2 separate regions of the Homo sapiens genome follow, and region 2 is linked to region 1. A link is a loop called in an ENCODE intact Hi-C map of the cell type or tissue named here. Cell type or tissue: heart right ventricle. All regions are shown on one strand. Each heading gives the region's core, and the rest is flanking DNA. Links, peaks and the distances in the headings are about the cores only. Region 1 has its middle 17 kb from the start of CCDC188. Region 2 has its middle 22 kb from the start of DGCR6L.

What was found. Hi-C counts contacts between places; a loop is a spot of excess contacts. Peaks named below come from ENCODE experiments on the same cell type or tissue, not always from the same donor. Only the 100,000 strongest peaks of a DNase experiment are listed, where the experiment ranks them.
Region 2: it touches region 1 in a loop (4-fold over the local background); 101 of 110 quality-filtered maps call a loop at or near these places.

The regions. Positions count from the first base shown.
Region 1 is chr22:20,160,709-20,175,488 of GRCh38, reverse strand. No RefSeq gene overlaps it. Among named protein-coding and RNA genes, the nearest start is that of CCDC188, 17 kb to the right of the region's middle. In heart right ventricle, for the core only: no CTCF peak of the experiment used is centred there; no DNase peak of the experiment used is centred there.
Region 2 is chr22:20,290,534-20,305,313 of GRCh38, reverse strand. It overlaps the pseudogene PRODHLP. Among named protein-coding and RNA genes, the nearest start is that of DGCR6L, 22 kb to the left of the region's middle. RefSeq lists silencers at 5,323-5,632, 5,703-5,842, 5,863-6,042, 6,083-6,352 and enhancers at 6,806-7,307, 12,289-12,790. In heart right ventricle, for the core only: no CTCF peak of the experiment used is centred there; DNase peaks (open chromatin) are centred at 5,335, 5,693 and 6,253; H3K4me3 peaks cover 1,658 bases; H3K27me3 peaks cover 1,910 bases.

The sequences.
Region 1 (14,780 bases), core at 2,998-10,997:
AGCTTGCCAGTGTGAGCAGCACCAGTCACCCGCCACTGTGGCACTGGCGCCGGATGGGACTCAGACGTGGGTTAGAAAGCCCCCAGTCAGACCCTCACCCCAACCCCCACTGGACCTCACATGCTTTCTCCCCACAGGATTTCAGAGGATGGCAGGGGAATGGGGAAACATGTGTCCGGCTACCTGCTGCTGCATGACAAAGCAGCCCAGTCTCTTGTGTGCTTGGTCTGTGGGTCTGGAGCCCGGGCAGGGCCCAGCAGGGCGGTGTGGGCAGCTCTTCTGCTGTGCATGGCATCGAGGGGGCATTCAGTGTACTCAGCCCCAGCTGTGCCCCCAGGCCTGGCCTCGGCAGACCGGCTGCAGGGCTGAGCCCCACAGGCCCTCCCGCTCCGTGGGCTCTCCCTGCTGGTCAGATTCCTTCAAGGCAGCTCAGGACCAAAAGCAGAAAGCAGAACAGCTGGGCTCTGAGGGCCTGGGGTGCAGCGCAGCGCCATGTCCACCCAACACCAATGGTCAAAGCTGTCCAGGCCTTCCTAGGTCCAGGGAGGGATGAAGACTGACAGACTCACAGAAGGTCAAGGAATGTGCGTTTGGCCCCGTTGAGTCTCTGCAGGATGGGCTCAGTACAAAGCGCTGGGCAGGGCAGAGGAGCAGAGCCCACCTGGACCCCAGCCAGGAGCCCACAAGTGCCAACAGCTCCCTGGGAAACAGGACCAGGGCCCCCAGCTCCTGGGTGGGCGAGGTATGCAGTAACTGGCCCCTCAGGGGGTGGAGCCAAGCTTGGAGACCCCTGCCGAGGCAGGGTCTCAGTGCTGAAGCAGGATTTGGACCCACTTTTTCTGTACTCTGACCCCTTTCCCAAAGTCAACCTCCCTTTGAGGTCCTCTCCCCAAAACACCCCCTGACCAGCACAGCCCTCCTCTGCGTGCTGCAGGCAGACTCCTCCCTGTTCCTACACCACCTGCCCGAGGTCCCCCAGCTCTTGAATGGCAGAGTGAGGACATGAAGCCGGTGTCCCTGACTCCAGGGCTGTGTTCTTGGCCCCAGCCCGGACCCCCGCATGCATCTACATCTGCTGTCTGCACTTGGTACCTGCCGCTCTTCCCCGGCCCCCACTGTCCCACAGTGAGACAGAACCCTGATCAGACTCCCTGCACAGAAGGAAGGGCGCTGCTCCTCCCACCCTCTGCCCAGGTGAGGTGCCACCACAGGCTGCTCAGAGCCCCAGGAAGTTGACTGGAGGGCAGGACGGCACCTTGTGTGGTGGGGCCACCGTGCAGGTAGAAGCAACATGCGACCCGGGTGGACACAGCCCCACAGGCTGCAGGGCTTAAGCAGGGCAGCCAGGATCCTCCCTCAGCGCCCCCTCGCAACCCCACCGCTGGTGTGTGTGTTGTTTGTGAGGGCATGGTGCCCAATTGGACTGCCCCAGCCCTCCAGGCCCGCAGTGCCGTCACTTCCAGAGTGGTCCGGCTGTAGACAGAGCCACTCTCGGGGGGGTGTTCAGTATGCACAGAGCCCCCACCCCTCTGTGCCTGGCCTGTCCCTTGGGCCAGGCCCCAGCAGAGGTAATCTTACTAAACAAACATGCCCCGGATTTGCTGTCTGTGCAAACAGCAGCAACTGCTGCTCTGCGGATGAGGGGCTCAGAGACTCCACAGTGAGGGTTTCCAGGGCTGCGTCCTTCTAAGCAGCAACATGGGAGGCAGCACCTCACGCCCCACTCCACAGACACTGGGCTGCGGGGAGTCCTTGAAGAATGCAACAGGGTAGTGCTAGGACCTGCTGCGATCTCCTGAGATACCCAGCCCCTCACAGGCACCAAGCTAATGTCGCAGAGGTGCGTGTGGCCCTGGCCCCAAAGAGGAGGACCCAAACAGCAAACAAGCTTGAGAGAGAGCCAGGCCCAGCAACCTACGCACCAGAGACCTGCCCTCGGCTCCGCAGACCCGGGGCAGACCGGGCCTCTGCCACCTGAGCTGGCCTCCAGGGGGAGGCTGCTCCTGCCTCAGACCCACCCAGCCCAGCCTGGGAGCCCAATGCAGAGGCCGCTCAGTACCCTCGGGTAGGGGGACAGGGAGACCTGTCCAGGGCGGCCCCCTTGCTGCCCACTTTGCCACCTCCTTGCCCCACTCAAGCCCTCTAGGGGATTGAACCAAGAGTCTGGGCTGGCCGGGTGTGGTGGCCCAGGCCTGTGATCCCAGCACTTTGAGAAGCCAAGGTGGGAGGATCGCTTGAGGCCAGGAATTCGAGACCAGTCTAGGCAACATAGTGAAAGCCCCTCGCTACAAAAAACTTTAAAAACTAGCCAGGTGTGGTGGCCTGCACCTATAGTCCCAGCTACTTGGGAGGTTGATGCTGGAGGATCACTTGAGCCCAAGAGTTCAAGGTTGCAGTGAGCTGTGATGACACAATTGCACTCCAGTCTGGGTGACAGAGCAAGACCCCATCTAAAAACAAATAAATAAATAAATAAATAAATAAGTGTTTAAATATTAGCCGGGAGTGGTGGTGCACACCTGCAGTCCCAGTTACTTGGGAGGCTGAGGTGGGAAGATCACTTGAGCGTGGGCGTTCAAGCCTGCAGTGAACTGTGATGGTGCCACTGCTCTTCAGCCTAGGTGACAGATCGAGACCCTATCTCTAAAATTAATTATAATTTAATTTAATTTAATTTAATTTTAAAAGACTCTGGGGTGATGGACCAACCAGGCACAATGCCTTTGGCCACTGGCAGAGGGCACCGTGAGGCTGCCTTGGACACGGGGCCATCAGGGTGAGAGGCTGGCACTGGAGATTGGTGGGTGCAAGGTATCACCCCAGCATCCCCAGCCTGCCTCACCCCCGCTGGCTCCCAGCCCTGCCCCCCATCCTAGAACTTCCGGCTCCTGAAGAACCAATGGCTCCTCACAATGTGGCCTCTGCCCCCACGCCTTCCCAGAGCTCCTGCCCCGGCCCCCACTGCAGGCCCCAGAGAGCACCTTGTAGCCCCTACGGAGCCCAAAACGCAGGCCCATGGGAGGATGGCACCTTTCTGGGGTGGGGAGTCCCTACTTTCCTTTCTCTAATTTTTCTGCATTTTCCAAATGTTGATACACTAGCATGAGTTTCTCATGGAGCTGGAACAGCAAACCTCAGCAGGAAGCAAGCAGGCTGCCCTCGGGCGTGCAGAGGAGCTGGAGGCCAGGGCCCCCATGGGGAGTCCTCCTCGAGGGGCCTGGGAAGGGTCTTGTGGAAGTACTGGGTGGGCTGAGGGCTGGCTGTCCAGTACGGGCTCAGTTTGGCCCTGTGTGCAGCTGCCCGGTCAGGCCATGCTGTCCTCCAAGATGCATTCTGCATCCCTCCCTGGGGGACGCACCAGCCTCATTTCATGGCCACTGCGACAGTTGCATTAACTTGTATCTAATGGGATGCTTGGCTATTGGACATGGAGCAATTCCAGTTTAATTAAGCGTCAGGAAGCTGGGCATTAATTAAAGTAACAAAAGACTCAGCACAACGCAAGCTGGGCCCTGCTCAGAGAGGCTGTGGTCTAGGCGTGAAGGGTTGACGAAGTGCATGACCCAGGCCCGGCACTGTCCACATGTCCACACCCCCTGGCTCACCGCCCACCTGGAGGCCACCAAGGCCTCACACCCTGACCTCCCTGGCTACCATGGCCCAGGCCCCAGGCTGGGCTTTGTGTGCTGAGCCCCCAGGGGCAGGGGATGGGGACCCCTGGAACACCCAGGGCCCTTGTTAAGGTGAAAGCCATGTCCCAGGAATGGCCACAAGGTCCCAGCAACCGTGGAGATCCGTCACACCCCAGCACCTGGCTTTGGCCAAAGGCCCCTCCCCACTCCCCTCCAGCCCTCCCTCCACTAGAATTTGGACACCCCTCGATGGACACAGACCCTGGCCACCCTCAGCTTCCTCCTCCTACCCCACCCCAGCCAGGAGCCCACAGGAGGTACCTGGGGACATGCCAAGGGCAGAGGTCACAGGAGATGAAATGAGGACACCAAAGCCAGCAGTGCCACCTGCAGTGGACTCAGGCCACCATGCTGGCCCCTCCCGGCCTCTACCCTTGGCCCTTGCACCCCTCCCCTCCCTCCTCCTCTCACTTCTGTTGGGCCTTTGGCCCCTCCAAGTCCATGAACACAAATCACATGAGGTTTGCCTCTATTGTATTTATGAAGACATTTTATGTGACTTTGGTTTTTGGTGGTTTTTTTTGTTTTGTTTTGTTTTTTGAGACAGGGTCTCACTCTGTCACCCGGGCTAGAGTGCAATGGTGCAATCCCAGCTCGCTGAAGCCTCCACCTCCAGAGCTCAAAGGATCCTCCCACTTCAGGCCCCCAGGTAGCTGGGACTACAGGCATGCGACACCATGCCTGGCTAATTTTTCTATTTTTTTGTAGGGAGGGGGTTTCCCTCTCTATGTTTCCCAGGCTGGTCTTCGACTCCTGGGCTCAAGCAATCCACTTGCCTCAGCCTCCCAAAGTGTTGGGATTCCAGGCATGAGGCAATGCACCCAGCCTGTGACTTTTTATTTTAAGGGCAGGTGAGTTGGGGACTTTGTCTTTCTTTTTCCAAGGAAAAACAGAAAACTAGATTACGATCCCCAGTCAACTCTCCCCCACATTAGCTGCCTCCAGGTCTCCTCTGCCTGGGCCTGCACTTGGGGCCTCACAGCTGCGACACCTCCTAGCCCCAGACCAGGCTCCAGGCTGCAAGGCCAGAAGAGAACCTCAGGTGCTCTGGTTGAAGGCACTTCTCCCCAGCCCCCGAACAGCATCACCTCCTTCCGCCTTGATGTTCTACCTGCTCTCCGCCCTTGCTTCTCTGCTGAGGCTGGATGGAGAAGTCTGGCCTCAGCTGCCCTCTACAGAGGTGCTGACATCTGCTGCCCAATGGGCCTCGGGCTGGGTCCAAGCCTCAAAGCCCACGCAAGTAAAAGGTGCAGCACTGGCCAAAGGGCCTTCCCTCTTGCACTCACTCACTGGGGGCTGATAGGCAGGAGCCCTGGATCCCCAGTTAGACTTAGTCCTGCCAGCCCAGGGTCCCCGGTGCAACATCAAGAGGACCCCAGCCACGTGACGAGGGTAGACGGTCTCCACAGAGCGCTGGCTGCTGCCGGCCCCAAGACACGCACCCTTGAGCCTCCCATCAGCCCTGCAGGATCCCGGTTCTGTGAGGCCCCTGGGTTCAGCCAGGGGGTGAGAATTCAGGGACACCCAGGCAGCAAGTGGCAGACCCTTCCGGAAGGGCCTGGACAAGGGTTCTGCATGAGGGCCCCGTGGTCGGGCCCAGAGCAGGGGCTCCGTGACTGTGTTGGCTCCAGATCGGCCCTGTGCCCAGGTACTCAGCGCCTTCCTATCGATGTTTCCCATGATGATGATCATATTTTCCCCATCAGTCGAGATCCAAATCAATGGCATTTGAGTAACTGGAGATTGACTTTAATTAAGTCTGAGAAGTTTTGTAACCATGCCTGATGGAGGACTTCTCCCTGGTCCACCAGATGAGGCGTGGGCAGGGCTGCCCCCGGGTGGCCTTGGGCCCTGGCCTGGGACTCCCCCGACCTGCCCGCAGGACCGACCATGTCCTCCACCCGGGCTAAGTCTGATGCTCTGCCCATGGGGCTGAAACCCACAGGCAGGGCTGACAGGGCGGGGCCCTGAGGAGGGGGCAGGGGCAAGGGAAAGACCCTGGCTGGTGGGGGTGGGGGCAGTGCCTTTTCCAGGCCACACGCCCCAGCTGGGCCCTCTGACCATGATTTCCAGGACGTTGCCACACTGCTCCCTTCCTTCACCTCCAAGAGGGATCACCCCACACCGGCCTCCAAGCCTGGTTTTACGCAAACCTTGTCCTGTAACCATCCCTGGGCTGCTGCCCCCCAGGGCTGTGGGCCACTAGCACTGCCCTGCCCTCATTCCCATTCCCATAGCCCAGTGACCACAGGACGAGGAGGGCAGCCCCCAGCCTGGCCCCTGTAGGCTGTTTTCTGCCCTGCCGCCCCCGACCCCACAAGCGTCTCATGATGCTGCCCAGAGCTGGAGCCCCTGTACCTATTCTCAGGTGGTGCACCAGCCCTGTCCCCTCCTACCCCCCAGCCTCCCAGGGTTCCCTCTCTCCTGGGGGCCCGGGCCTCCCCAGCCACCACCGGCTGCTCCACTACCCACCAGCAGGAGGATGTGTTTAATGACACACAGGAAAGAAGGTTATTAGCAAGAATGCATTATTAAGGGGGAGGCCCAGCGAGGCAGGCCACTGAATCACCCAAATCCTTGAGGACTCATGGTGGGTGCTGAGCCCTGGGGAGGGACTGCCAGGTGGCAGGTGCATTGGGGAATCCTGGGTGCTGGGGCAGCACCAATCCCAACTCATCCAAGCCCTGGACAGGAGCTCAGAGACTTTTGATGTTTTGCCCCGGAGGGCCCCAGCTCTACCTCAGCCGCTGGCTGAGCCCAGTGCCTCTGAGAGCACAAACCACCCTCATCCCACAAAGCCTCTGCCACTGCCTTTGGGGCAGATGTAGGCAGTGCCCTCCCCAGTCCGCAGATCACTCGTGGGGGAGGCATGTAGGGTCTGGGAACAGCCGCTCCCCAGGGCAAATGTCTCCAAGTAGGGAAGGCTCACAGCCTTGGCCTTCTGCCCTCATGGCCTTGGGGTAGGATTCGGTGTCCTCACGATACATGAAATAGCAGCCGGGACCATCTCCTGAGCCAGGCCAACCCCACGCAGGGGGCCCCACGGGGACTTCCTGCTGCAGTGGCCCCGCTCCAAGGACCCTCAATAACAAACCTTGCCATGGCAGTGCATCACCTTTACCGCAAACCCATGCTACGCACAGGGAAACTGAGGCCAACATGGGGAGGGGCAGCCCTAATGGCTGAGCAGGGACTGGGACCAGCCTCCTAGCCTCCCTGGAGGCCTGGACTTCCATCACTGTCCCAGGCCCGGCAGTTGTCGCAGGATCCTCCCCCAAGATCATCAGCCCCTCCCAGGCTGATGCCAGGTGCCAGGAGCAAGCTGGGGCTTAGGGAAGTGGTGGGCTCGGGGTAGCAGCTCAGCTGGGCTGGTGGCGAGCCATGATGGGGTAGGCAGGGCGGGGGGTCAGGGCTGTGGCACTGGTGCTCGCATGGGAAGGACATCTGCAGGCACACAAGGTGGGTGGCAGGGCCCCTGGAGGAGCCTCAGTGAGCAGCCAGGCCCAGAGGACAACAGCCCCAGAGCTCCAACCCCAGAACACAGAGCTGGGACTCGGCTAATGAGGGAGTGTCGTTCGGGGCACACTCTCAGAACAGTGGCCCCAGGCTGGAGGGCAAGAGGTTCTGGACCTGAGGGCCTGGGCTGGGGGTAGCGGCGTGGGGGCCGCAGGGGCCAAGTGCCCGGAGGCTCCAACACTGGCCTTCAGGACCTTGGACAACCCCAGCCACTGGGGCCTCAGTTTGCCCATCCAGAAATGACCTTGAAACAGAGGCCACAAGGGAGGCAGAGCTCCCAGAAGTGGGAGACAGGAACCTGAGGCCAGGACCACACCTGCCCGGCCCATAGCCCACAGTGCCCATCTGTGCCGAGCATCGGGAAGGCCCCCAACGGCCCTCCCCACGAGGCTGTCACCCTTGGCCTTCATGTCTCCAGGTGCCTCCTTTTTAAAGTCTTGTGCCTTGAAACATTTAACTCTCAAAGAAGCAGCAAGAGCAGTTTAAGCGCCCCATCTGCCCTGCCCGGGCCCGCACCTGTCTGGCCCATCGCCTACTGGGCTCTCCCCTGCCCCGTGGTCACTGCCATCTTTGCCATCACTGTGGGATGACGACCTCTGAACAAGGGAAGCAATGCAGTGGCCGCAGACAGTGGTCTGCATTTCCTGGTGACTTGGGGAGCGGCAGCCGCAGCAGGGGCACCACATGTCCCTCCTTCATGGGCTGAGCTCCGAGGGCTCTCCACCAGGAGGACGCCTTCTTCTTTCTGGAAGCAGGATCTTGTGGGGAAGCTGAGCTCAGCCACAGGCCCATCTGCATCAGCCTTTCACCCGGTGATTTCTGTGCCATCAGTGGTCCTGCCCGAAGCCATCATTACCACTGTGGTTAGAATAGAGTTGTGGCCTCCAGAGCCCACCCATCCCTGCGCGGCCCCAGGGTGATCCAGGAGTCCTTCTTTTTTTTTATTTTTTATTTTTTTATTTTGAGACTGGCTCTCACTCTGTCACCTAGACTGGAGTGCAGTGGCACAATCATGACTTTTACTGCAGCCTCCAATTCCTGGGCTCACCTCCTGAGTAGCTGGGATTACAGGCACTTGCTGCCACACCCAGCTAATTATTTTTCATACAGACAGGGCCTTCTATGCCTGTTGCACAGGCAGGCTTTCAGCAGTCCTCCCATCTCAGCCTCCCAAACTGCTAGGGTTACAAGTATGGCCACCGTGCCTGGCCCCATCAGGACCCCAGGGTGGTCACGAGCCCTTCAGACTTTTTCTCCCCTTCTCTCCTCTGGGTCTTTGCGGGTGAGCACCCGGCATCCCTGAGATGCGAAGTGCCAGGGTCCCTCATCCTTGGTGTCCAGGCCAGCATATCCACTCAGGGCCTCGTGGCAGGCCATGTCTGGACAGCCTCAGCCTGATAGGGGACCAGGTGGCTTCGGGGGGTCTGGAAGCTGTGACAACTCAGGATGGTCCTGTTCAGAGGATGAGGTGAGGGAGCCGCACGGTGGTGTCAGCTGGGAGGCATGGCAGACAGGGCAAGGAACCAGGATTGGAGAAACTGGCTTATGTGAGGGGCAGTAGGTCCCCAGGTCCTGCCCCAACCTGGGCTCCTGGTAGCTCCCAGCCACTGTCCAGGACTGCAGAGTCAGTAGCCTAAGGGTGGAGGGAGCAGGCCTGCTCTGCCTGGAATCACCTTCTTCATCCCCCTGCAGCTGAAGGCTTCACACCAATAAACACATGAGGCGGCAAAGATTAGGGTAGTGCCAAGCAACCACTCACACTTTAGTGAGAATTGGTGGATGGAGTAGCCCTGGGCTAGATCTCAGGAACATGGCAGGTCAAGTTGAATGGTAGAGGGGGTTCACCAAAGGCCTGGAGTGGCTGGGGCAATAGAAGAACCAGAGACTGGTCCATGGGTCAGATAATACCCCCCAACACTAGCCCAGATATCCAGAACATCTGCAGGCACAGGGCAGACTCCTGAGCCAACCCCATGGTCATCCACAATCCCAGTGAGGCAGGAAGAGAGACAGGTTCTGCCCACCTGCCCCAATACTAAGAGAGACCCCTGCCTTTGCATGTGCGTGCAGGGTCCTCACCCCGTGTGTGTTGGGGAGGTGGTCCTCACACTCCATACGTGCCACCAGGACACAGTGGGCCCGGGGGGCCAGTCTCAGCCCAGTCGACATGGCCACCCCCAGCACTAAGGTGCCCTCGCTGTGCAGGGCATCAGCAACTTTGATGGGTTTTCATTTAACATTCTCTTTATCACAATTACTTTGAAAACTATTCAGTGCAGTTATTAATCATTGAGTAATTATTATCTGCTCTTATATTAATTATCTGGCCATCGGGAATGTTACCAAGATTTAAAATTTTTAATTGTTAATAATATTTCCTGGACGTGGCAGAGGTTTCCTGCATCTCCACACATTCCCTCCCTGCTCTCGGTGAGGCTGGCTGTGGCTCCCCTGTTGTGGGGAGCGCCCACTCTCGCTGGCACCGCCTGCAGGTTGCCCCCATCAGTTCATCCTGGGCCCTGAGCAGGGCTCTGGGCAGGCCTAGGTGACTGAACCCTCCCTCTAGCTGCCCCCACTGAGCCCTGGGGTGCCCATGCTCACGAGCCCTGTGGCCGATGCAGGTCCTCAGTGGCCCCCAGGATGGGGCCGCCCTGGCACCGAGGCCTGCCGGGATTGCAGTGGGAGGCTGTGAAGCCCCTGCCACTTGAGAGGTGGCATCAGTGGCCTGCTGTGCTAGGTCAGCCCCAGCTGCAGATCCCAGGCTGCTGCGCTCCCACAGGGCCCCCGCCCAGCCCCGCAGCGGTCTCTAGTGTCCTCATCAGCTCTGTGACCAGCAGCCTCAGGGAGCCACAGGAGACAGGAGACCCTCCACTGGGTGCACACAGACAGGCCTGGAGAGGACAGGATGGGCCACATGGACGGCTGGCTGGGGCTGCGGAGCCCAGGGGTGGTGCCGCAGGCACTGGGAGGTGGCGTTATGTGACCACGGCAGCCTAAGACCACCACTGTGGGCCCAAGCTCGCAGCTCGCTTCCCACTATTCTCAGCAAGAGGACACAGGCTACCCCTTGAGGCCAGCCCACAGCTCTCTTACCAGGCAGCACCTTACCGCCCCTCACTGTGTCCTGTCGCTCTGCTCTTGTGGCCTGCTGTGCAGCAGGCACCACGTCACCCGTTCATAGATGAGCAAGCCAAGGCTCGGGGCAGGAGACCAGTGCAGCAGGCTCTCACCACCTCATGGGAGCAGGCTCTGCACACGGCATGCTCTCCAGCCCCTTTGGCTGAGTGCCCAGCCCCGACCCCAAGCTGCCCCGCTGGCTATCCAAGCACTGGGTGGAGTCCGGAGGGGAGAATGGTTAGGTGCCTCCTCTGGGTGGCCCTTCACTTTAGGGAGGCCAGGAGGCTGTGCTCCAACCTAAGTGGAGGTGGTTGTGGCTGCCCCTGCCCCTTCTCCTGCCCCTGCCCCTCCTCCCACCCCTGCCTGCTTCCTCTGCTCCAGCTCAGTCAAGAAGCGTGGGGAGCTGCTGAGACAGAAGGGGGCCGGGGAGAATGCCCACGGCATGAAGTCCTCGAGACCTCCCTGAGCCTCCCCCTCCCCACTCCACAATGCACACCCCATAAAGACCTTTGTCAGGCATCCCCTCCAATGCAATCAGACCAGCGTGGAGCCTCCTGTGCCTGAGGAACTAGTCCCAAGCAATGGCAGCCCTCAAACCCACTGTGGGCTTGTCAGCATGGTGCTGTGACAGTGCTGATGACAGTAGTGAGGATGGGCTCAGTCACAGCGACCATAGTGATGGAGGTGTGGTGATGGTGATGGTGATGGTGATGGTGATGGTGATGGTAACGATGGTGATGGTGGTGGTGATAGTGATGGTGATGGTGGTGGTGGTGGTGATGGTGATGGTGATGGTAACGATGGTGATGGTGGTGGTGATAGTGATGGTGATGGTGGTGGTGGTGATGGTGGTGGTGGTGGTAGTGATGGTGATGGTGGTGGTTCTGATGATGGTGGTGGTGATGGTGGTTGTGGTGGTGATGGTGGTAGTGATGGTGGTGGTGCTGGTGGTGGTGGTGGTAGTGATGGTGGTGGTGGTGGTGATGGTGGTGGTGGTGGTAGTGGTGGTAGTGATGGTGGTGGTGGTGGTAGTGATGGTGGTGGTGGTGGCAGTGGTAGTGATGGTGGGGATAGTGATGGTGGTGATGGTGGTAGTGATGGTGGTGGTGGTAGTGATGGTGGTGGTGGTGGTAGTGATGGTGGTGGTGGTGGTGGTGGTAGTGATGGTGATGGTGGTGGTGGTGGTGGTAGTGATGGTGATGGTGGTGGTGGTGGTAGTGATGGCAGTGGTGGTGGTGGAAGTGATGGTGATGGTGGTGGTGGTAGTGATGGTGGTGGTGGTGGTGGTAGTGATGGTGGTGGTGGTGGTGATGGTGGTAGTGGTGGGGTGGTGGTAGTGATGGTGATGGTGGTGGTGGTGGTAGTGATGGCAGTGGTGGTGGTGGAAGTGATGGTGATGGTGGTGGTGGTAGTGATGGTGGTGGTGGTGGTGGTAGTGATGGTGGTGGTGGTGGTGATGGTGATGGTGGTGGTGGTGGTAGTGATGGTGGTGGTGGTGGTGGTGGTGATGGTGATGGTGGTGGTGGTAGTGATGGTGGTGGTGGTGGTGGTAGTGATGGTGGTGGTGGTGGTGGTGATGGTGGTAGTGATGGTGGTGGTGGTGGTGGTAGTGATGGTGGTCCTGGTGGTAGTGGTGGTAGTGATGGTGGTGGTGGTGGTGGTGGAAGTGATGGTGATGGTGGTGGTGGTGGTGGTAGTGATGGTGGTGGTGGTGGTGGTGGAAGTGATGGTGATGGTGGTGGTGGTGGTGGTAGTGATGGTGGTGGTGGTGGTGGTGGAAGTGATGGTGATGGTGGTGGTGGTGGTGGTAGTGATGGTGGTAGTGGTGATGGTGGTAGTGATGGTGGTTGTAGTGATGGTGGTGGTGATGGTGGTGATGGTGGTAGTGATGGTGGTGGTGGTGGTGGTAGTGATGGTGATGGTGGTGGTGGTGATGGTGGTGGTGGTGGTGATGGTGGTAGTGATGGTGATGGTGGTGGTGGTGGTAGTGATGGTGGTGGTGGTGGTGGTAGTGATGGTGGTGGTGGTGGTAGTGATGGTGGTGGTGGTGGTGGTAGTGATGGTGGTGGTGGTGGTGGTGGTGGTAGTGATGGTGGTGGTGGTGGTGATGGTGGTGGTGGTAGTGATGGTGATGGTGGTGGTGGTGATGGTGGTGGTGGTGGTGATGGTGGTAGTGATGGTGATGGTGGTGGTGGTGGTAGTGATGGTGGTGGTGGTGGTGGTGGTAGTGATGGTGGTGGTGGTGGTAGTGATGGTGGTGGTGGTGGTGGTAGTGATGGTGGTGGTGGTGGTGGTGGTAGTGATGGTGGTGGTGGTGGTGATGGTGGTGGTGGTAGTGATGGTGGTGGTGGTGGTGGTAGTGATGGTGGTGGTGGTGGTGGTAGTGATGGTGGTGGTGGTGGTGATGGTGGTGGTGGTAGTGATGGTGGTGGTGGTGGTGGTGGCAGTGATGGTGGTGGTGGTGGTAGTGATGGTGGTGGTGGTGGTGGTGGCAGTGATGGTGGTGGTAGTGGTAGTGATGGTGGTGGTGGTGGTAGTGATGGTGGTGGTGGTGGTGGTGGTGGTGATGATGGTGGTGGTGGTGGTGGTAGTGATGGTGGTGGTGGTGGTGGTGGTAGTGATGGTGATGGTGGTAGTGATGGTGGTGGTGGTAGTGATGGTGGTGGTGGTGGTGGTGGTAGTGATGGTGATGGTGGTGGTGATGGTGATGGTGGTGGTGGTGATGGTGGTAGTGATGGTTATGGTGGTGGTCGTAGTGATGGTGGTGGTGGTGGTAGTGGTTGTAGTGATGGTGGTGGTGGTGGTGGTGGTGGTAGTGATGGTGGTGGTAGTGATGGTGATGGTGGTGGTGGTGGTGGTGGTAGTGATGGTGGTGGTGATGGTGATGGTGGTGGTGGTGGTAGTGATGGTGATGGTGGTGGTGGTGGTAGTGATCGTGGTGGTGGTGGTGGTAGTGATGGTGGTGGTGGTAGTGATGGTGGTGGTGGTGGTGATGGTGGTGGTAGTCATGGTGGCGGTGGTGGTGGCAGTGATGGTGATGGTGGTGGTGGTGGTGGTGATGCTGGTGGAGCTGACCATGATGGTGGTTATGGCCATGCTCATGGTGACAGTGGTGATGATGTAAGTGGATTATCCACCCAGAGTTTCCTGGAAAAACAATTTCTGTGCTTCTCCAGGGCTGCCTGGTCCCTCCCTGCCTGGGGTTGGTCCCCAGAGGCAGGAAGAGCAGAGCGTGGACTGAGCCTGACAGGGCAGTCAGTATCTTGAGCTCGCAGAGAACATTTAATCTTAGTTAAAAGTAAATAAGTTCAATTACTGGGAGGGGAAGAAGGGCCCAGTATTTACCGCGAGCATGTGGAGTGATTACTCCAGGAGGTTCCCTCGGGATGCCAGGCTCCATCCCCACTCCTGTCAGGTTCACCCGTGGCAGGTGGGAGGGAACAGCATGGGCCCACCCTGCCCTTGGGCCCCCGGAGGGGCATCTCCCTCCTACCCCCCAGGGCAGGGGCTGCAGCATTGGCAATGCCCCCTTCCCTCCCCCAGCCCCCAACTCTTGGCAGTGTCCTGGCCCACGGACCCCTGGATTCCTGCATGTGGGCACACCTCAGCCCGTGGCAGGACACCCCCAGGCCCTCACTGGCTCTGTTGCTCACCTGCTGTGTTACCTCAGAGGAACCCTGCCCCTCTTTGAGCCCCTGTCCTCACCTGGGAAATGGGTGATAAAGGCAGGTGCCGGGGGATGGAGGTTGGTGCTGGTGGTCAGTGTCCCTGTGACAATGACCTATTGGCTATGCAGAAGGTGGGCCTCATCTTCTGAACTCAAGGAGTCCTCCATGAGCACAGCCCTCAGCCACCAAGATCCCCCAAACTCCCATAGTTCCTGAATCTCCACGGCCCAGTTCTGAGACAAGAGCCCTGGGGCTTGAGGCCCCTCAGGCAGGGCGCGGTGACAGCCCGTCGGAAGAAGGGCTTCCTCCTGCCCATCCTGGCTGGGCGCTGTGCTAGGCTGCAGGAGCCTGCATTGGGGTGGAACAGCTTTCAGGGGAGACAGAGTCAGATCCAAGGTCAACTGCCCAGCTCAGCCCAGGACTCTAGCCCTTTGCAACAAGATGGGCCAGGCCCCTCGCTGGAGTCTGCTCAGCAAGGGGCCTGTGGGTCCCTGGGCAAGCACTAGCCGGGTCCTACCCTCAGCCTGGGGCCTCCTTCCAGCCTCCTCCCTGGTGCAGCCCAGCTAGAGCTCGTTCATCCCCTGGGGGCTCCTGCCTCCCCCTTCCCTGGCCCTGCACTGGGTGAGGGCGCATCTCCTAGAACCAGCCCCCCAGAGTCTGCTGAGATTAGGAGACCTGGAGGTTACCCCAGGGACACCCTGCCCCTGTGCCCCAGACGGGTGTCCCCCCAACTATAGGTGATGAATGTCGAGGAGCTGCCATTATCATTAGCGTGAAATGTGCCGCC
Region 2 (14,780 bases), core at 2,635-10,634, 130 kb before region 1:
CCCAGGAGACCCCAAGCGAGGACTGCCCAGCTGAGCCCTGTCAACCCCAGAACCATGAGGCAGAAGCAGAGTGGCTGCTGCCGTTTTAGGCCTCTGAAGTTTGGGGTGACCTGATGCACAAGACAGATGACTTGGGGAAGGCCCCCAGACCCCCTCTCCTTGTGGTGTTTTAAGGCTCCGCGTGGGTCTCTGTCCCACCAAGCACTCTGTGGACACTAGTGGGTTTGTCTTCTTTTCCCCCTGGACCATAGGGGGTCTGTGGGGCCATAGTGTGCAGTGATCTTGGTCATGTTAAGTTCCCAGGGTAGGCAACAAGAGAAACATGTGGCAGGCTGAATTCCCTTCTTAGCGCAGCGCCCTGCTGAGCTGGGCCTCACTGAGGAGCGGAGGTGTTACCTGTCCATTGGGGACTACCAGGTGCTTGGACAGCTTGGTCCTGCTGTCGATGAGGCTGCTCCAGTCCAGCAGGTCCACAGTGCTGAGGGAGGAGGCACATCAGCAGAGTTGGCGACCCCACCTGTGGGTGCTAGGGTCGGGTGGGGGATCCAGGCCCAAACCTGTCCGTTCACCAACCACCACAAAACCCACCTCAGTGTTCAGTTTTAAAAGACGAGAAGGCTGAGGCAGGAGAATGGCATGAACCCAGGAGGCGGAGCTTGCAGTGAGCAGAGATCGCGCCACTGTACTCCAGCCTGGGTGACAGAGCGAGACTCCGTCTCAAAAAAAAAAAAAAAAAAAAAGACAGAGGAAATGTAAATATTGTTTTCTGTTTAAAAATTTAAAACCAGTGGCGTGCAGTAGCTCAAACCTGTAATCCCAGCACTTTGGGAGGCTGCGGCGGGCAGGTCACTTGAGCCCAGGGGTTTGAAACCAGCCTGGGCAACATGGTGAGACCTGGTCTCTATAAAAAATAAATTAATTAAAAAAATTTAAAACCAAAACACAAACAGTCCTGCATCTAGGCGGCTCTGAAAACACTGAGTACCCTAGGGCTGTTTTGGGCTTGTGGAGGGGCCGAGCACAGGCAGCCAGGCAGGAGGCGGACACAGCTCCGGGCGGCCAGGGAGGACACAGTGGGCAAGGCTGGCAGTGTGTGAGGGGATGGCTCACTACTGCACCACCCCAGTCACCTCCCCACTTCAACTGGAGGCTCCTGGTGACCTGGGTCCCAGCCCCTGGCCCCAAGGATGGGGCATGGGGCTCTGATCCTTCACCTGCCGGCGTGGACTCCAGGGAGGGCTGAGAGTGCCACCTTTGCTCTGGACCCAGATAATTCTATAAAGAGCCCTCTATGGGGTCTGTGCTGGCCCTGTGTCTCCCCTGCCCAGCCCAGCCCCAGCCTCAGGGACTCCTGAGGCCATCAAGTCCTGCTGTGTGAAAAGCAGTTCCTTCAGCACTGTCATCCCAAGGCCCACCCTCTCAGGCAGGGCAGCCAGGACTGGGAGACGTCACTGGGGCTTGGCTGGAACCATGGCTGATGCTCGTGTCCTCTCAGCCTGGGGGCTGCTCTCACCCAGACACTCCCAGGGTCTCTGCCGTGAACCAGTCCTCAATCTCAGCCCTGGATGCGATGCCCATCTTTGCGACACTTTCCTTGAGAAGTGAGAAGGCCTGGATCAGCCCCATTCGCTCACATTTTATTCTTCCCCCCACCCATTGGCCTCTGGTGCTGTTTCTGGCTTTATTACATCGTTAGTAAGAACAGGATCCATGTCTGGTTTGTTTCTACTGCATAGACAGGTCTATTCCCACCCCGCTGCTGATGCACGCCCACGCCCTGCAGGGCTGGGTCTCCAGCCCTCCTGCCAGCATCTCCCCTCTCTGTTCAGAGTCCCTCCGACCTCCTCCTCCCCACCAGGCCAACCCCAGCAGCTGCAGAGTGAGCCACGTGCCCTGGGTGAGTTCCCAAAACCACCTCCGACCACTGCCCACCATGCCCCCTGTGCGCCCCCACGGTGCCCACCCCCTCACAAGCCACAGGAGTGGGGAAGGGGAAGGCTGCCCCACCTGCAGCACCGCCACCTCCAGCTTGGTGTTCATGCCTGGCCAGCCCACAGCAGGCTCCTGACCCCACCCCACCCCGCCCATGAAGTTCTTGCACATGGCGCTCTGGAGGCCCTGTAGAGATGAGAGGGGGCTCCGTGGTGGGGTTTGTGTTTCCATGCAGGTGTGGGACAGCAGTGGGCACAGGAGCTGCCTGTCCCCTGCCGAGCAGCCCCCACAGGCTCCCTGCCTCGGTTTCCTCCCCTGTGCCACCAGCACCACAGGCTGCTCACACATGGGTCACAGGACCCAGAAACACCGAGTGTGGCTAAGACAGAGACACCCCAGCGAGGCCCCCTTGCTCAGGCCTCTGCCCCAGAGCCCAAGTCTCTCAGGAACCTCTGACGCAAGCGCAGGCTCCTGCCCCCGTGCAGCCAGCCTGCAGTCCCACCCTGCCCTCCAGGCCAGCCCTCCTGCAGCATTCTTGCCCCTGACACTTCTTTCCAAGCAACAACCAGAAATGTTCCTTTAAAGTGAAAGCAGATCTTACCATCTCATCTTGTTTAACACCACCCCAGTGCAGGGCCTTCCCCTTACATCTGCCCCAGGAGAACAGGCAATGGATGAGGAGAAAACGCCCCTCACCCTGATGGCCCAGCATTCAGCTGGCCACTCTGACCCCCAGCCCCCGTCAGGAGGTGGCTTCCAAGCACTGCTCAGAAGGGCCAGATGCAGTGGTATGCCCTGTCATCCCAGCACTTTGGGAGGCCAAAGTGGAAGGTTCACTTGAGGCCACGAGTTTGATACCAGCCTGGGCAACATGGTGAAATACCATCTCTACAAAAAATATGAAAATTAGCTGGGTGTGGTAGTGTGCGCCTGTAATTCCAGCACTTTGGGAGGCCAAGGTGGGGGGATCACTTGAGCCCAGGAGTTCCAGGCCAACCAGGGTAACATAGTGACACCTCATCTTTTTTCTTTTTTTTTTTTTTTTTTGAGACGGAGTCTCACTCTGTCACCCAGGCTGGAGTGCAGTGGAGTGATCTCGGCTCACTGCAACCTCTGCCTCCCGGGTTCAAGCAATTCTGTCTCAGCCTCCCGAGTGGCTGGGATTACAGGCACCTGCCGCCATGCCTGGCTAATGTTTTGTATTTTATTAGAGACAGGATTTCACCCTGTTGCCCGGGCTGGTCTTGAACTCCTGAGTTCAGACAATCCACCAGCCTCACCTCCCAAAGTGCTGGAATTACAGGCATGAGCCACCACGCCCAACTGTGAGACCTCCTCTTTACAAAAATTAAAAAAAAAAAAACTTGGCCATGTGTGGCGGCATGCACCTGTAGACCCAGCTACTCAAGTGGCTGAGGTGGGAGGATGGCTTGAGCTCAGGAGGTCTAGGCTGCAGTGAGCTATGATCACACCACTGCACTCCAGCATGGGCAACAGAGCAAGACCCAGTCTCATTTGAAACAAACAAACAAAAACATAAACAGGCCTGGGACCCGCTGCCCCTGACGGAGGGCTGCTGGGGCCAGCATGGGGCTGTGCAGGGTCGGGTGTTTCTAACACGGAAGGACACTGGGCCTTAGTGACCTCTGGCTTCTCTACCCCTGGAGCCCTGCTCCCCCCATCTCTGGCCCCCAGAGGCTGTGTCAGGAAGGGATTCCCAGGCAGAAGATGCGGCACCAGCTCCCTGGGCACAGTGGCTCATGCCTGTAATCCCAGCACTTTGGGAGGCCAAGGTGAGCAGATCATGAGGTCAGGAGATTGAGACCATCCTGGCCAACATGATGAAACCCTGTCTCTACTGAAAATACAAAAATTAGCTGGGTGTGGTGGCGCGTGCCTGTAATCCCAGCCACTCGGGAGACTGAGGCAGGTGAATCGCTTGAACCAGGGAGGTGGAGGTCACAGTGAGCAGAGATCGCGCCACTGCACTCCAGCCTGGTGACAGAGCGAATTCCATAAAAAAAAAAAAAAAGAAAAGAAAAGGAAGGAAGGAAAAGAAAAGAAAAGAAAAAGAAAAAAAAGAAAAAAGAAACCTGACCTGGTGCCTTCCTAGCCCCCACTACATCCTGGCCACAAGGTGGGCATGGCTTCTGCATGGCTAGTCTCTGTCCCACTCAGCTGCCACCTAGAATGCCCGTCCTTGCCCTGTGGCTGGCCACTCCCTCCCCTGGCATTCCTGCCCTGCTGCCTCCTCCTCCTATTGCAGCACCACCAGCACTGGCTCCTCTTTTGGGATGCCCCTTAGATGTGGGCACTCCCCAAAGCCTCCACATCGCCGTCCCTCACCTTGCCAGTTCCTCTACCTGGGATGTCCCTTCTCGCCCTCCTGTCTCCTTGGCCGGGGCTCTCTATGGCCAAAACTTGACCTTAAGACATCCTTGTGTGCACAAGCACAGCAGTGCCCTCCCAGAGCCCTCCATCTGTCCAGTTCAGCTCCTTCTTCCTCCACCATCCTCCGCACTCCCGCCACCACGGGTCCTAGGCTGACCTTGGCGCTCCCCATGGGATTCGGGCCAACAGCATCTGACTCTGAGTTCGTGGATCCCTGCCCTCACCTCGCACCCGCCGAGGCCTCACCTAAGCTCAAGTGTGGCTCGGTGCTTCTCATCTCACACCGTCCCCCGCCTTCCCCCGCCTCCTGTTGAGGCCAGGGGTGCAGCCCCCGACCTCTGTACAGTCTCACCTGAGAAATCAACACCACCAGATACCCTGGCGCCAAAAAGCGGAACCTTGCAAACTCTTCCCAGGGTCACCTGGAGATAACCGTCATCTCTAGTACCCCTAGGCTGATGCGGCTAAAACAGTGTTCTGCTTGTTGCCCCCCACCACCGCCACCAAAAGCCCTGACACTTTTTAAAGTTACCATGGGTGAGTTCAAAGCTGGGCGTTTGAGGGGCTTCCCATTTTTCCCCAACAGTGTTCTCAGAGTGGCCGTGTCTGGGAAGCGGCTGGGTCCCGGGGATTGAACTCTGGGGTTCCAGGCTATGAGCCCTACACCAGGCTTCTCTTGTGTCAACATGAAGAATACTCCATTTTAAATTCCAAGTGATAACTCTGTATTCCCACAAGTGGTATATATCGTAAATATTAAAACGACCATTGTTTTTAGTTGGTAGACATCGAGAAGTAGGAAAATTCGCGATATCAGAAAGGGACTGCAGGAAACGCCTCCCTTCCTGGCTTCCCTTGCTCCAGGAGATGCTTGGGAGGCACCCGTTTCACGCCAGGAAACTCCGTAAAGGCTCCCGGGACGGGCAGAAGCCCCGCGCCCCGGCTGCACCCCGCGCACCTGCTCGTGGCGCGCCAGCAGCGCGGGCCAGGCGCAGAAGCGCAGCACCAGCAGGCTGCGCGCCAGCTCCCAGGTTCGCCAGCTGCAGTACGCCTCCTACGCGTTGCCGAAGTCCACGGCGGGCACCAGCGGCCGCACTGCCCTGGCCGACCCACGTCCTGGCACGGCCCCTGGGCCCGCGGCGGGCTGCTCGCTGGCGGCCGGCGCCGTGGACAGCGGCGCGAAGCGGGGAATGTAGGGGCGCAGCGCGGGCAAGACGCGCCGCAGAGCCATGGCGGGACGCCGGTACCCGCCCGGGCCGCTTAAGTATGCGCTATTGGTCCCGCCCCGCCCCTCCCCGCCCCGCATGCCCCCTAGCCGCGCTCTCTCCTTAGAAGTCCCACGCTCCGAGCCGCGCCCACTCCTCGGGAGACACCGCCCCATCCCAGGGGCCCCGCCCCTCCCTAGCATCTGCACCCGCTCCTCTTGAGGCCCCGCCCCGCCCGCCGTAGGGCCCACGCCTTCTCCACGTGAGTCCCTCGCCCCGCGCTCCAAGCAGCTCCCTTTCCTCAGCAGACGCCGGTCCACCCTACGACCCCAGCTCTCACCTCTGGAGAACCCATCCCGAAGTCCCAACCCCACCCCTGAGGCCCCGCCCCAACCCGAGGCCCGGCCGGCTCCGGTGGTCATACTCCAGAACACCAGCGCTTCTTCCTCAAGGGTTCTGGCACGCCCCAGGACCCACCGCCCCTTCTCCTCTTGAGGCCGCGCCCCGCGCTCCCAGCCGCGCCCGCTCCTCGAGAGGACCCGACCCGCCTTCCCAGCCGCGCCCGCTCCTCGGGAGGACCGGCTCCGCGCCCCCATTCCGTGGGAAGCCCTGCCTCACACTCCCAGTCTCGCCCTCTCCTCGGAAGGCCCCGCCCCGCGCTCCCAGCCGCGCCCTCTCCTCGGGAGGTTCCGCCCCGCGCGCTGCAGACCTCTGTGCGTCCACAGCAGGCCCCGCCCACCGGGCCGTGGCCACACCCCCGCGAGAGACCCGGTCCCCGGGGCTACCCGCCCTGAGCTCCGCCTTCCTCACAGGAGACCCGCCCCATTGGGAGCGGGACCCCTGACCAGGCTTGCGGTCTCCCCACCACACCGGGTTTCCCAGGTCCCCAGGCCAGCCAGGTGGGTCCGGAGCCCGCCGATCAGCGCAGCCGCACACCTGGGTTCCTCCCTGGTCCTTGAGCCGCGTGGACCCACAGCTGAGGCCGGATCGGCTGAGAATCCAGCCCTCAAAGTGGGTCCGCTTCTCCTCTGGTCTAAATGGGCGTATGGGAAGCCGTCCTCTCCCTCCCACCCCTCAGGCCTCTTAGGGGCTTGCCCCGCGCTCCTCTCCTGTCCTCCCAGTCCCACCGCCCACCCAAGGGCAAATGCGGACCACTAGGCCCCCTCGGAACCTGTGCAGCCCTGTGGTTCTTCCCTTCCCTTGCCACCCAACAAGAGTCCGCTGGCCACACCGCCTCCCCTGCAGGCCCGGCCTCAGTGCCGCCCGCCCGTGGGCCACCTCTAGAGCACCTACCCTCTCGCGGCCCCTTTGCCTCAATGCCCCTCCCAGATGTCACTTTCTTGGTGGAACCGCCCCTGGCGGCCTGCCGTAGTGCACCCCTCCCCATCACTCACCGCTGGGCCCCTCGTCACCTCACGATATTCCTGCACCCCACAGACGCTGGGTCTGGCTCCAGCCTCCTCCCACCTCACCCACCTGCTTCTCCCTGTGCACCTTGCACCTGCTGGAAAGAGCAGGAGGTACCTTGCACTCCCTGACCTGTTCTGCAATGTTGAAATTTGAGGCTGAATAATTTCCTTGTGGGAGCTGCCCTGTGCATTGCAGGTTGTGTATCAGCATCCCTGGCCTCCAGGAACCAGAGGCCTGTAGTACACACACACACAGACATACACAGTCGGGACAGCCGTAAATGTCTCCAGACATTGCCAGGTGCCCCTGGGGGACACCATCACCACCACTCGAGAGAGAGAGAGGCTTCCTGATGAATGGAGCAACAGTTTTTCTGCTCCTCTTCCTCCTGCCGGCACCACAGAGCAAAGGGGAGAGACAAAAGGAGTGGATGAATCCAGGCTCATTTTGCTGGAGAGAGGCTAGCCTCGGCAGCCGGCCATAGCCACCAGTCTCCCCTTCCTGAGGACCATCCCTCCTCCTGTGGCCCCTGTCCACACCTATCACGCCTTTCTCCCCAGCACCTGTCATGCCATCGGCTCTTCCTGAGCCCAGGCTGTTTGCATGCTGCTCTCAGGCACCTTTCCCTCCCCTGCATCCCACACCCTCCTTCCTCTCCTCATCAGGGTCAGCATGGTGGGTGCTACCCCTGGCAGGCCCTCTCTGACCCCCAGGGCCCACCTGGGCACCTATGTGGCTGCAACTCCCTCTTCTCTTCTTGCACTTGTTGCTGGTGACTTTGACAGCTGTGCCCCATCCATACTGCTGCCTTGATGTGTCGTTATTTAGTGAATGAAATTTCCACATGTGGGAACCCATGTGGGAAGTGTGACCCCAGTTTCTAGGCTGGTGACTGTGGATTTGAGATGCATCCCCCAGGCCTTGCCCTGAGTCACCCTGGACCACACCCAGTCCTCACAAGCACCCTGGCACTTCAGCTACATGGTGGGGACCCTCTGCCAGCAGGGCTGAGGCCAAGGCCCCCTGGCTTCCCAAAGTCTCTGTTCCTGCTCTCCATGAAGACAGCCCTTTGATGCCACGTCCTCTCCTCTGGAGGGCACACCACGCTTGTCTGGGCTGCATTCTTCTCCTGAGCATCTGCACCTGGTTACCAGAATTGGAGCCTGGGTTCCTAGCACTCAGCCTCCACCCAGGCCCTGTATGTTGGGAGTAACTTGTCGACGCTGGTGACTCGCTCAGGAAGGTGAGAAGAGCCGACCCTGACCCTAACCCTCCCCATCTGGAGCCAATACTCGCCATGACTGCCATTTTCTGGATAATCCTGTTGATCTGATCTGCTCCTGGCCCAAGACCTCCCCTCTAACGCACTCATATCCATGAGAGAGAGGGGGTCCCACCAGCTGTGCCACCTCTCACTGCACTGGTAATGGAGAAGGCTGTCAGCCCTCCACATCACACACACTTTGGGCAAAATGACTGAGTGTATGACAGTCAGCTCACCGATTTACCGCCATGAGAAAACATTTTAAATGGCCCATTTTCAAGGCATGATAAATCTAAGTACTGGCAGCCAGCCTGAGAATGTAACAAACCGCACGGCTCATGCACGTAGAAGATCACAATAAGCAGACAGAATGTAGAAAAAGGGTCAGCCCATAAAAGGGAAGAAAGTTTCGTTATTGGAAAATTGAAACTTAAGCGGGGAAGGCGACGGGGTATAACCTTATAAGGTGGATAATGAAACTTAGGCAATGTCCTGGAAGATTGTAACCCCATAGTACTCGACCAATGAGGAGGAGGGACTTGTGTGCTAGGGCATAAGTTACTTGCTGTGACTGCCCTGAGTGCGCCTATCCACCAGACACCAATCTCGCAAGACCACTATTAAAAGTCTCACTTTCCCGGGCATGGTGGCTCACGCCTGTAATCCCAGCACTTTGGGAGGCGGAGGCGGGCGGATCACCAGGTCAGGAGATCCAGACCATCCTGGCTAACACGGTGAAACCCCGTCTCTACTAAAAATACAAAAAATTAGCCAGGTGTGGTGGTGGGCACCTGTAGTCCCAGCTACTCGGGAGGCTGAGGCAGGAGAATGGCGTGAACCCGGGAGGCGGAGCTTGCAGTGAGCCGAGATGGCGCCTCTGCACTCCAGCCTGGGCGACAGAGCGAGACTCCGTCTCAAAAAAAAAAAAAAAAAAGTCTCACTTTCACTGCTCGTGCCTCTGAGTCCATTCTTCAGGTTTGGATGGGTGAGCTTGTTTCTCACACTGCCACATTGCCTCTCCCAATATTCCTGACAAATGCCAGACAAGGGCTTAGACGTCATCCCTGTTCTTACACGGGAAACCCCAGAGCAGAATCTAAGCTGAAACACACCTGAAAATGTCACGGCAAGGCCAAGGCAAAGCTCAGAGACAGGGTGGTCCTTGTCATGCATGGCCTGTGGAGGGGCCAAGCCTGGCTTCAGCACCCCAGCCACCCGGGCAGTCCTCAGGGTGTTCTCAGTCCTGCCTCATGTGGGTGCCGGGTCAAGGAAGGTCCCTCACCTCACATCCTACCATCAGACTTTTACTCTGTAGCCTGGGGCTCAAAAGCAGAGGGTCTGAGGGTGACATCAGAGAAGGTGGCAGATCAGGAAGCTCCGGGAACCCATCCCTCCCCTGGACAACAGTGGTACTGAAAGGAACCGTCTTAAGCAGTGATCCTGGAAACCAACAGAATGCTTTTGCAACATTCAGAGGCCAGCTTAATGAAGAGCCTGGTCCATTTCAGCCAGTATCAGTCAATTTCCCCCTTTATGGGAGCACCTACCATCCCCCAACCCTCAACCCAGTGGCACACAGAGGAATACAACCCTGGTGCACAGTAGCACTATTCACAACAGCAAAACGGTGCAAACAAAACGTGATCCATCCATACAGTGGAATACTATTAAGCTATAAAAAGGAATGAAGTACTAATGCATGCCATGACATGGATGAACTTTGAAAGTATGCAAAATCGAAGAAGCCAGTCACATGCATGGAACTGGAGAAACTTATGTTAAGTGAAATGAGACAGAACAGAAAGTTAAACACCGCATGTTCTTGCTCATATGCGGAAGCTAAAAAAAGCTGGCCTCATAGAAGTCAAAAGTAGAACAGAGGATAGTAGAGGCTGGGAAGGGTGGAAAGAAGGGAGGGAGAGGGAGGGAGAGATGTGTTGAAGGATACAAAATTATAGCTACATGGCAGGAATAAGTTCTAGTGTTCTACACCAATGTAGGATGACTCTAGTTAACAACAACATATTATGGGTCAGGTGTCACGGCTCACGCCTGTAATCCCAGCACTTTGGGAGGCCTAGAGGGGTAGAATTGCTTGAGCCCAGCAGTTCACAACCAGCCTAGGCAACATGGTCAAATCCCATCACTACAGAACATACAAAAGTTAGCCAGGTGTGGTGGTACATGCCTGTAGTCCCAGCTACTCGGGTTGCTGAGGCAGGAGGATCACCTGAGCCTTGGGAGGTAGAGGCTACAGTGAGTCGTGATGGTGCTACTGCACTCCAGCCTGGGCAACAGAGTGAGGCCCTGTCTCAAAAACAAAAAACAAAAACCAAAATCCAAACCAAAACAAAAATTATGTATTTTCAGCTAGCTAGAAAGAGAATATTGAGTGTTCGTAATGCAAAGAAATGATAAATGTTTGAGATGATAGGTGTGCTAATTACCCTCATCTGATCACCATACATTGCATGTATAGAAACATCACTACGTACCCCACGAATATGTACAATTATTATGTGTCAATTAAAAAATAAAAATAGCCAGGTGTGGTGGCTCACACCTGTAATCCCAGCAATTTGGGAGGCCAAGGCAGGAGGATCACTTGAGCCCAAGAGTTCTAGACCAGTCTGGGCAACATAATAAGACCTCATCTCTATAAAAAAATACAAAATTAACCAGGCATGGTGGTCTATGTCTGTTATCCCAGCTACTCAGGAGGCTGAGGTGAGGGGATTGCTTGAGCCCAGGAGGTTGAGGCTGCAGTGAGCTATGATCGTGCCACTGCACTCCAGCCTGGGCAATGGAAGGAGACCCTGTCTCTAAAATAAAAGTGAAATTTTTTTAAGAAAAGAAAGAAAGATGCCAGACACAGACGGCCACAAGTTTTATGGTTCAGTTTATATGAAGAGTTCAGAATAGGCAAACCCATAGAGACAGAAGTCACACGAAGACAAGCCCATAATGTAGCCTGGTGACTGTGGCACTGGTAAGGGCCTGGAGGTGGAGGACAGGGGGAGTGGGAGGGGCTGCCAAGGCCCACGGAGTTTCTTTGGGGTCTGGAAATACTCTGGGGCTACAGAGTGTTGATGTCTGCTCAACCTTGTGTATAGACTAAAAAACCATTCGATTGTGCCATTGAAATGGAAAAAATTGCATGGTATAATGCAAAAGGTAATAAATGAATAGTATAATGAATTATATCTCAATAAAGCTGTTATCTTTTTTTAAAAAGCAAAGAGCTCAAAGTTCTAGCATTTGCTTCAAGGAAGCCTGTGGCCCTGCACAGAGGCGAAGGTGGGCAGGGGCTGCCAGGGGCAGGGCTGCAGAGAGGGCAGGGGGAGAAGCGAGGGGTACAGGGATCACAGAGATCTCTGCTCACATCCAGACCATAGCAGGGCAGGCCTAGCGCTGGGTGCCCAGGCCCACGGGAGAGCCCACCTGTGGGAACAAGGCTGGCCTGAAAGTCACTGGCTCCATGTGACAATCAATGAAACAACCGAGTTTCACAGGAGCTCTGTAAATCCTAGGAAGCAGGTCTTACGCTCAGCTGGGGACCCTTGGCAGGTGGCTACCCTGAGCCAGCTGATGGCTTTTTTTTTTTTTTTTTTTTTAAGAGACAAGGTCTCTGTTGCCCAGGCTGGAGTGCAGTGATGTGATCACAGCTCACTGTAGCCTTGAACTCCTGGGCTTGTGATCCCCCTGCCTCAGCCTCCCAAGTAGCTGGGACTATAGGCTGGACTGCACCCAGCTAATTTTTAAAAAATAGTTTTTTGTGGAGACAGGGTCTGGCTGTGTTACCCCAGGCTGATCTGAAACTCCTGGGCTCAAGCAATCCTCCCACCTTGGCCTTTCAAAGTGCTGGGATTCAGGCGTGAGCCACTGAACACAGTCATGGATTATTTTGAAAGAATGATGCCCCACCAGGGCCAGGGGATCCAGGTGGGAGTTGTCGGTGGGGGGGTCCTCAGGGAGATCAACTGGATGGGAGATGAGTGTCGGGGATGGAGGGGTGGGCTCCGTTCTCCAGCTCAGGAGACAGGCAGATCTGAGAGGGCCAGACTTGGGCATGTGGTGGGGACCCAGCTGCTGGGCGCCCCCGAGGTTGGGCCAGTTACCAGGGCCTGCCACTCTCAAGGAGGAAGCAGACAAGAAACAGACCTTCGAGGGTAGAGAGGCCGCTGTGCTGCCTGTCCGGGCCCCTGGGCACATGCAGTCAACCGTGCTCAGGACTCCTTCCGTTCTCTCACTTGCACTCATTCCCAGCGAGATAATTGTTTCTCCTCAGCCGTGAGCATGACATTGGAGCTCTGGCAAAGTCAGGTTGTTGTTTTTTTTGCCATGTGCCTCTTACCTGTACTCTGAAATATTTGTTTCTCTGCCAGAAACATGGTTCCCTGCGTTCATTCTAATTTGTTGCATTTTTCTGCTTGCCCTGTAGCCACTTTTACCGATATTTTTGGTCTGTCCGCAGGCAAAGGAATTCATTCACATTCATTTAATTTGGAGTTTGTCTTTCCGTTATCAGCCTGCACCAAACCTGGGCTGCTGGGTATATAAATTCCCTCATCGGTACGTTATCCCCTTATCCACTCCATGCTGCCGTTCACAGATCCTACTTGAGTTCTATTTAGCTATGACATTTTATTCACTTTTCTCAAAGCTAGTAAAATATGATTGCATTTCCTGAAGTTAAGATTGTCTGCTAGATCCCAGAACATGCCACTGTTTATGTGAATGCAATCACACTTCACCACTTTATATAATCATTTTCAATGCGTGTATAAGGAAAGGTATTTAGATCCCCCCCACCCCTGCCATATTGTTTCCTTGCAAAATTAGGGTATATTCTGCTGACAAGCATGGTGTTCACAACCTTCCCATGCAGGAGCTACGATCACTGCTCCATTTTATGCGGGGGAAACTGAAGCTCAGAGAGGAGGAGGGACTTGCCCGAGAGCCCACAGCAATATTTGAAGCTGGGATCGCTGTCCTCAGAGACATTTACATTTTCCAAGAATCATACGTGTGCTAGGTCCACGGAGCCTACTGCCCCCAACCCCCACCCCAGGGAGATGCAGGTGTCTGGCACCAGGTGAGCCCGGGCTGGCATAGTCTTGAGGGCCTGCAGGCCAGGGGTCAGGAATGTGGGAGCCCAGCTGAAGGGGCCCGAGCCCTCCGGCAACTGGAAGGGGAGGGGCCGATGGGGTTGAGGCTGGGTAAACCCATGCATCTTTGTGGTTGACGAAGTGGGATTGTGTGTGTGAAGAGGGAGGCAGGCTTGGGGTGCAAGACCCCTTTGCTGGATGGAGCAGATGTGAGCCTTGGGAAAGCTGAATGCCACAGTGACAACAGCAGCCGCATTGACCCCAGATGTTGTGATGTCCCAGGCATGCCCCACGTGGGAGCACATGGACTGCAGAGGGAGACTCGGGGCGCTGGCTTTGTGCCAGACGGGGTTTGGGACTTCTTCCTCGGGGAAGTGAGAATAGTAATAATAATGCCCCCTCAGATTATTGTCAAGATTCAGGGGGCACCCAAGTTGTTTAGCACGAGCTCCAGCACCCACTAAGCACACAATAACCCAGAGCCATGATCTCTCTGCCTGAGCAGGTAGCAGGGTGGGGGACTGAGAGGCTGCAGAAAAGCCTCAGAGCCTCAGACCCCCTGCAGGCTGGGAGGGGCCCTGGGGAAGGTCGGCTGCTGACTTGGAGAGGTCGAGGCAGGGCTTGAGCTGGGCGGTTTACAGGTAGGGGTGCTCCCTGTGAGATGCCCCAGCTGGCATCAGTCTTGGGGCCCCAGGCAAGGCTGAGCCTCCCAGAGCCTCTCTGTAGGGTGGCTGGGTGCCTGTGATGGCCGGGAACCAGAGACCTTGTCAGGAGGGCTGACAGGTTCCAGGCAGAATCTCAGAGGGCCGCCCCTTTCAGAAGTGAACAGGAGGTCAGAGGACATGCCACATGGGCTCCTGTGGAGTCGAGATGCTTAATAGAGCCACATGTCTGGTGATGCCAGGACAACCGCCCAGAATGGTTCATCCCATGGCCCGGCCACACCCTCTCTCCAGCCCGTCTGAGGCAGTGCATGTGTCTGGAGTGGGCCTGGTGACACTCTTGCTCAGGTGGAGCTCTCCTCAGGGAGGGGTGCCCGGCCATCCCCTGACGTCTCCCCAGCCTGACCTAGCTCTCTCCCCCAGGTGGGCAGTCCCCAGTGTGCAGGGATAAGCTTGTCTACTGTCCCCAGAGCCTGACCTGGCCTTGTGTTCCCTGCCGGGTGCCGGCAGGGCTTGTAGCCTCAGCACTGACCATGCCTGCTGGGCACCCACTCAAGGGCTTGGGGGCTTCCCGGAGGAGGTGACAGCTGAGCTGAGACAAGAAGGACCCAGGCTGGTGAGGGAGAACCAGGGTCTCAGGGAGCACAGGGAGACAGTCCATAAAGTCACGGGGAGACTTTGGCCCAGGAGGGTGAAATCAGCACCCCAGACTCACCCCCAAGCCTGCCCCACTCTAGCCAGGGAAGGGTCGGGGCGGGGGGCTGGCGGCCTCTACTTCTCACTTCTTTGCTGTGGACACCCCCATGCC